Regions from separate parts of the Homo sapiens genome. Here region 1 is linked to region 2. A link is an interaction called in ENCODE POLR2A ChIA-PET data of the cell type or tissue named here. Cell type or tissue: PC-9. All regions are shown on one strand. Each heading gives the region's core, and the rest is flanking DNA. Links, peaks and the distances in the headings are about the cores only. Region 1 overlaps LOC105371399 (a long non-coding RNA gene). Region 2 overlaps ZCCHC14 (zinc finger CCHC-type containing 14).

Region 1 (2,914 bases), core at 289-2,788, 360 kb after region 2:
CGCGGTGGCTCACGCCTGTAATCCCAGCACTTTGGGAGGCTGAGGCGGGTGGATCACGAGGTCAGGAGATCAAGACCATCCTGGCTAACACGGTGAAACCCCGTCTCTACTAAAAATACAAAAAATTAGCCGGGCGCGGTGGCGGGCGCCTGTAGTCCCAGTACTCGGGAAGCTGAGGCAGGAGAATGGCGTGAACCCGGGAGGCGGAGCTTGCAGTGAGCCAAGATCGCACCATTGCACTCCAGCCTGGGCGACAGAGTGAGACTCCGTCTCAAAAAATAAAAATTAAAAATAAATAAAATAAAGCTTAGGGAAGTAAAAAAGCAAAACACAAAGGCTTTTTTTTTTTTTTTTTGAGACAGAGTCTCACTCTGTCACCCAGGCTGGAGTGCAGTGGCACTATCTCAGCTCACTGCAACCTCCGGCTCCCAAGTTCTTACCTCAGCCTCCCAGGTAGCTGGGATTACAGGCATCTGCCACCACACCCAGCTAATTTTTGTATGTTTTATAGAGACAAGGTTTCACCATGTAGGCCAAGCTGGTCTCAAACTCCTGACCTCACGTGATCCACCCGACTGGGCATCTTAAAGTGCTGGGATTACAGGCGTGAGCCACCATGCTGGCCTTACTGAATTTTTCCCACTTCTTTGAATCCATTCCAGAGAGAGGAATAATAAGATTTCCAACTATAATCAGGGATTTATCTATGTGTTGCTTATATACAATAAACTGTATATATTTCAAGTGTGCACAGGTGGCTGGGGTGAGGCAGGTGGCTGCTGAGGAGCAAGAGGGATCTACAGTTGTCCCCTGCCCTATGAGAAGGGCCACCCACTCAGGAGGGGCCTCAAGGGATGATGAGAAATGAGTATGGAATTTGTCAGCCTTGAAGTTCCAAATTGGAAACCTGGAAACATGTGTCCCGTCTTCTTCATCAAGATTGTCCAATTTTTTTTCTTTTTTTTTTTTTTTTTTTTTGAGACGGAGTCTCACTCTGTCTCCCAGGCTGGAGGGCAGTGGCGCTATCTCGGCTCACTGCAAGCTCCGCCTTCCGGGTTCACGCCATTCTCCTGCCTCAGCCTTCCAAGTAGTTGGGAAAACAGGCGCCCGCCACCATGCCCGGCTAATTTTTTTTTGTATTTTTAGTAGAGACGGGGTTTCACCATGTTAGCCAGGATGGTCTCGATCTCCTGACCTCGTGATCCGCCCGCCTCAGCCTCCCAAAGTGCTGGGATTACAGATATGAGCCACCGCGCCCGGCCGATTTTCCAGTGTCATAGCATAAAGCAATAAGTGATGTTCTTCTAATTAAAACAATAAATTAAAGTGTAGAATTTAATATGTATTAATACTATCAAGGTCTGGCCAGGCACAGTGGCTCACGCCTGTAATCTCAGCACTTTGGGAGGCCGAGGCAGGCAGATCACAAGATCGGGAGATCGAGACCATCCTCGCTAACACAGTGAAACCCCGTCTCTACTAAAAATAGAAAAATTAGCCAGGCGTGGCGGCATGTGCCTGTAGTCCCAGCTGCTGGAGAGGCTGAGGCAGGAGAATGGCGTGAACCCGGGAGGCAGAGCTTGCAGTGAGCTGAGATCGCGCCACTGCACCCCAGCCTGGGCGACAGAGTGAGATTCCATCTCAAAAAAAAAAAAAATACTATCAAGGTCAAATAAAAATATAGAGATGGATCTCTAAACAAAACACCTTGTATGGGAATCATAGAATTATATTTTGAGGCATATCCACAGGCTGGGGTGAACTTCAATATGTCCAAAGAACAAAGAGAAGGTTGGGGGTTTTATTAAAAAGAGAAATGTGGCCAGGCGCGGTGGCTCATGCCTGTAATTCCAACACTTTGGGAGGTCAAGGTGGGTGGATCATTTGAGATCAGGAGTTCAAGACCAGCCTGGCCAACATGGTGAAACCCCATCTCTACTAAAAATACAAAAGTTAGCTGGACGTGGTGACATATGCCTGTAATCCCAGCTACTCGGGAGGCTGAGGCAGGAGAACTGCTTGAACCTGGGAGGCAGAGGTTGTAGTGAGCCAAGACTGTGCCACTGCACTCCAACCTGGGCAACAGAGTGAGACTCCGTCTCAAAAAAAAAAAAAAAAAAAAAAAAAAGAAATGTGGCTGGGCATGATGGCTCACACCTGTAATCCTAGCACCTTGGGAGGCCAAGGTGGGCAGATCATTTGAGGTCAGGAGTTCAAGACAAGCCTTGCCAATATGGTGAAACCCGTCTCTACTACAAACACAAAAATTAGCTGGGCGTGGTGGCACACACCTGTAATCCCAGCTACTCGGGAGGCTGAGGCAGGAGAATCACTTGAACCCGCGAGATGGAAGTTGCAGTGAGCTGAGATCGCACCGAGATCACCTGGGTGACAGAGCGAGACTCAGGCTCAAATAAATAAATAAATAAATAAATAAATAAATAAAATAAAAAGAAACTCTTGATTAGTTTCCATTTTTCTAGGGTTTTACAAAATGGAATCCTACAGCCAGGGACAGTGGCTCCCACCTGTAATCCCAGCACTTTGGAAGTCTGAAGTGAGTAGATCACCTGAGGTCAGGAGTTCAAGACCAGCCTGGCCAACATGGCAAAACCCCATCACTACTAAAAATATAAAAATTGGCCAGGCTGTGAGATCGTCTCCCATAGCATTGAGCTGATTTCTGTGGTTCCTTAGGTCATGGGGGTAGGGTGAGGCCTGCTTCAATCTTACCCTTTTGGGGCAGAACTCTTGAAATCTTGGCTTAATCTGGGGAGTTCTCTCTTAGATCCCACCTTGGACACCCTTGGATTTGATTATGTTTTTCTTGCCCTTGGAGGCTGTCAAAACCAAAGGTAAGTATGGCAAGATCGGCTCATGCGTGAAACTAAAAGCTGTCTCAGAGCCCAGTGGC
Region 2 (2,914 bases), core at 105-2,604:
ATGTACAATTTGTCCTTTTTAACAAAGTATAATAAAACATAAAAACCCCAAAAACAGAATACTTGACATTTACAATTCAAAATCAAATTAGCGGAATATTAAATATTTACAAAACTATATCTTTTAAAAATATTTATAAAGTTACATGCAATTTTGTAGAATTGACAAAAGAATGGCTCAAAAATGGGAGAATTTTCCTTCATTCCTAAAAAGAAAATATGTCCAATAGAAGCTGTGAAGGTATCGAGTACACAAGGTGTCCAGTTTCAGTACCAAAGCCTTCTCTTTTTGTGCACGTAAGACTCACACATGTGATGAGGGCTTGTTACAACGCACGTGAGGCCGCGGCGGATGGCCACTGCCCCCTTCCTTGGTGAACAGTGGAGCAATGTTAACCTTTGGCCTCAACCAGCACAGTATATGGTTTTCTAGAATATTGCGAGTGTTGAGTGTTGATTAAAGATGCTTTCATTCAGACCCTTGGGACTTTTCAACAAATTCGCCTCTTCAGAACCCATGGCTTTCAGTGCCACCTGACTCATTCTTTGGAAGTCACCTGCATGCTGGAAATGGCAGCCACCCCCGCTCAGGTCGCACAGGACTCTCCTCTGGGACAGCAGTCGAGTCAAGCAGGGAGACGGCTTTCCTCACAACCTTGAAGACCATCAGTCATCATGATGTACAACGAGCAAGGCATAAAATAAAACACTGGGAAGCAGGAAGAGTGACAAGAAAATGACAGGGAGCAAGGAGGGTGCAACCCAGTTCCCATCTGGCAAGTGCCTAAAGCCCCGCTCAGCCTCTGTTCCAGCTGGGTGATGTTTAGGCAAAGTCACTACCCCGCCCCACTACTGTGCCCCAAGACAGAGTCTGTGGTATAAACTAACTGTGCTGACTTTGGGCAATAAAGGACCTAGAATTCTAAGTACTGAATTAAAAATACAGAACCTACTAACACTACTGTATTAACAAGCTGACTCCTGTAATCTTTTGGAGATGACAGATGATACTGGTTTTTAAAATACCCAATCACATATATGCATTCAAGAAAATATTTTGTCTTTATTTTTATTACAAGTGCGCTAGCTCCCATTTCCTCAGTGCTCTTTAGCAATGAGTTTTTATGTTAAACACTTCCAACTGTCAGTATTACCATGAAATCAACATTAGAAAATAAGGTAGAAAACTGAGTGTTTTGCTTAAAAAATAAAAAAGGATTAAATAGCTGTTGTATCCAAACATCACGTTCTGCTTCCATCTCTACATTCCACTTTCCCCATTCTTGGAGATTAAAAAAACAGGGTTAGAAACTTTAATATCTGACAGACTACAAAGGGCAAAGACGTGGCACATGGCCAGTGCCACACCTACCTGGTTGCCACAGCATTCTGAAACAGACCACACTTTCAGGAAAATGACTAAGTACTTGAAAGGGTCAGTATGTTCTGTGTTTTCAGATGAGGAAGTCTGATGACCGCAAAACGCTCTTCAGACGCGCCGACCTTGGTGGCTTTTGGAGAGATGCATCCGAGCTCGCTGCTGGCAAACTCTCAAGTCCAAGTGTGCGGCTCCCTCCGGAAAGAGGCCTCACGGATGGGTGGTTCCATTTTCTCTGCGCTGTGTAGCTCCTACTTACAGCTGACGATTCTCGACTTCGGACGGCCTCCCTGGAGATGTCACACGCCGCCCATGCACGTTCAAGACGACTGGCAGCTCCGCAGAGGCCTTCGCTGCTGGGAACACAGCCGTGACAGTGTCGGAACTCATCTACCTCAACGCTGAATGGCAGGCTCCAAGTTGAAAAGTTTCTGTTTTAATGTTTTGCTGGATTTAAGGTTAACCTCTAATACTTATCAAAATAGTTACGTGGGTAACAACAGACGCTTTCATTCCCCTATACTGACCACTAAAACAAAAATTCCAATGTTTTTTCCTTTTGTTATGAGACGGTTTTCAACAATTTCAGTGTTGAAATAGGATTTATTTAAAATATTTCTTTGCTTAAAAAAACCAAAAAATTTAAAAGTTTGGCTTTCAGCACATATCCAGGCCACTGTAATGGCCTTCAGAAATATTAAAATCGTAAACATCAATGAACACTCTAAGTCTTCCTTAAACGTAATATGAGAAGGTCCAGTCTAGTACTCTTTAAGGCAAAGTTGTGTCAGTTCTCATTATTTTGACATTTTGTAGTGTTTACAATTTAAGAGATCAACGTAACATTCCCCTAAATAGCTGTTGTAATAAGCATCACCATTACTTCAACACTGTAATACTGTGTACCATGAGGAGAAGAGGTCTGTTAATTCTGCATTGCATAGAAATAAAATTCAACTAAAATAAAACTAAAAAATTCTACTAAAAGCCTGTCATAAAAAAAATGTAACAACTTTCTGCTTTAGTTTCTATGAAGTTAGGAACTGCTCTTCAAATTGAACGCTCACATCACAAGGCCTCATTCTAGGGTATTCTTCTGATTTACATCAATTTTTCATGAGGCTGATTGTCCCATTTTAAGAATAGTCTGAATATTATAATTTTTTTTAAAATAAATATCCAACTGCAAAATCCCAACTGCAAGATTTTACCAATCAGTATTTTAACATTGAAGACTTTAGCATTTTCGATAAGAGTATTATTTGAGCAGAAAATTCCCTTTAACCTTGAAGATTTAAGTCCGTAAATTTCAGACAAAAGGCTTTCATTTCCGTGGGTTGAAATTTAGAGATCTACAGTGAGGACTTTTATTACTACCTAACCAAAACCAGACTTGCACAGATCTCGCAGCTCTCGGGTGTGTGGCCTCTTCCAGAGTCCTACCACTTCCCACTGTTTTCCAAGTAATTTTTAACGGAATTAACTATCAATACACAGCCTAATACAAAAGAAGTTGACAGGAGAAAATTCCCAATCT

The links. ChIA-PET counts read pairs that join two places held together with the same protein. Peaks named below come from ENCODE experiments on the same cell type or tissue, not always from the same donor. Only the 100,000 strongest peaks of a DNase experiment are listed, where the experiment ranks them.
Region 1: POLR2A ChIA-PET joins it to region 2 with 5 read pairs; 6 of 35 experiments call an interaction of 5 or more read pairs at or near these places.

What each region holds. Positions count from the first base shown.
Region 1 is chr16:87,769,645-87,772,558 of GRCh38, forward strand. The region is part of intron 1 of LOC105371399 (a long non-coding RNA gene); the gene reads left to right. All of the region lies in intron 3 of LOC102724467 (a long non-coding RNA gene), which reads right to left. Among named protein-coding and RNA genes, the nearest start is that of KLHDC4, 5.1 kb to the left of the region's middle. In PC-9, for the core only: no CTCF peak of the experiment used is centred there; no DNase peak of the experiment used is centred there.
Region 2 is chr16:87,406,307-87,409,220 of GRCh38, forward strand. It overlaps ZCCHC14 (zinc finger CCHC-type containing 14), which reads right to left. Exons shown (of 13, transcript NM_015144.3): 13 at 1-2,914. Among named protein-coding and RNA genes, the nearest start is that of MAP1LC3B, 15 kb to the left of the region's middle. RefSeq lists enhancers at 876-2,075, 1,396-1,835. In PC-9, for the core only: no CTCF peak of the experiment used is centred there; a DNase peak (open chromatin) is centred at 1,435.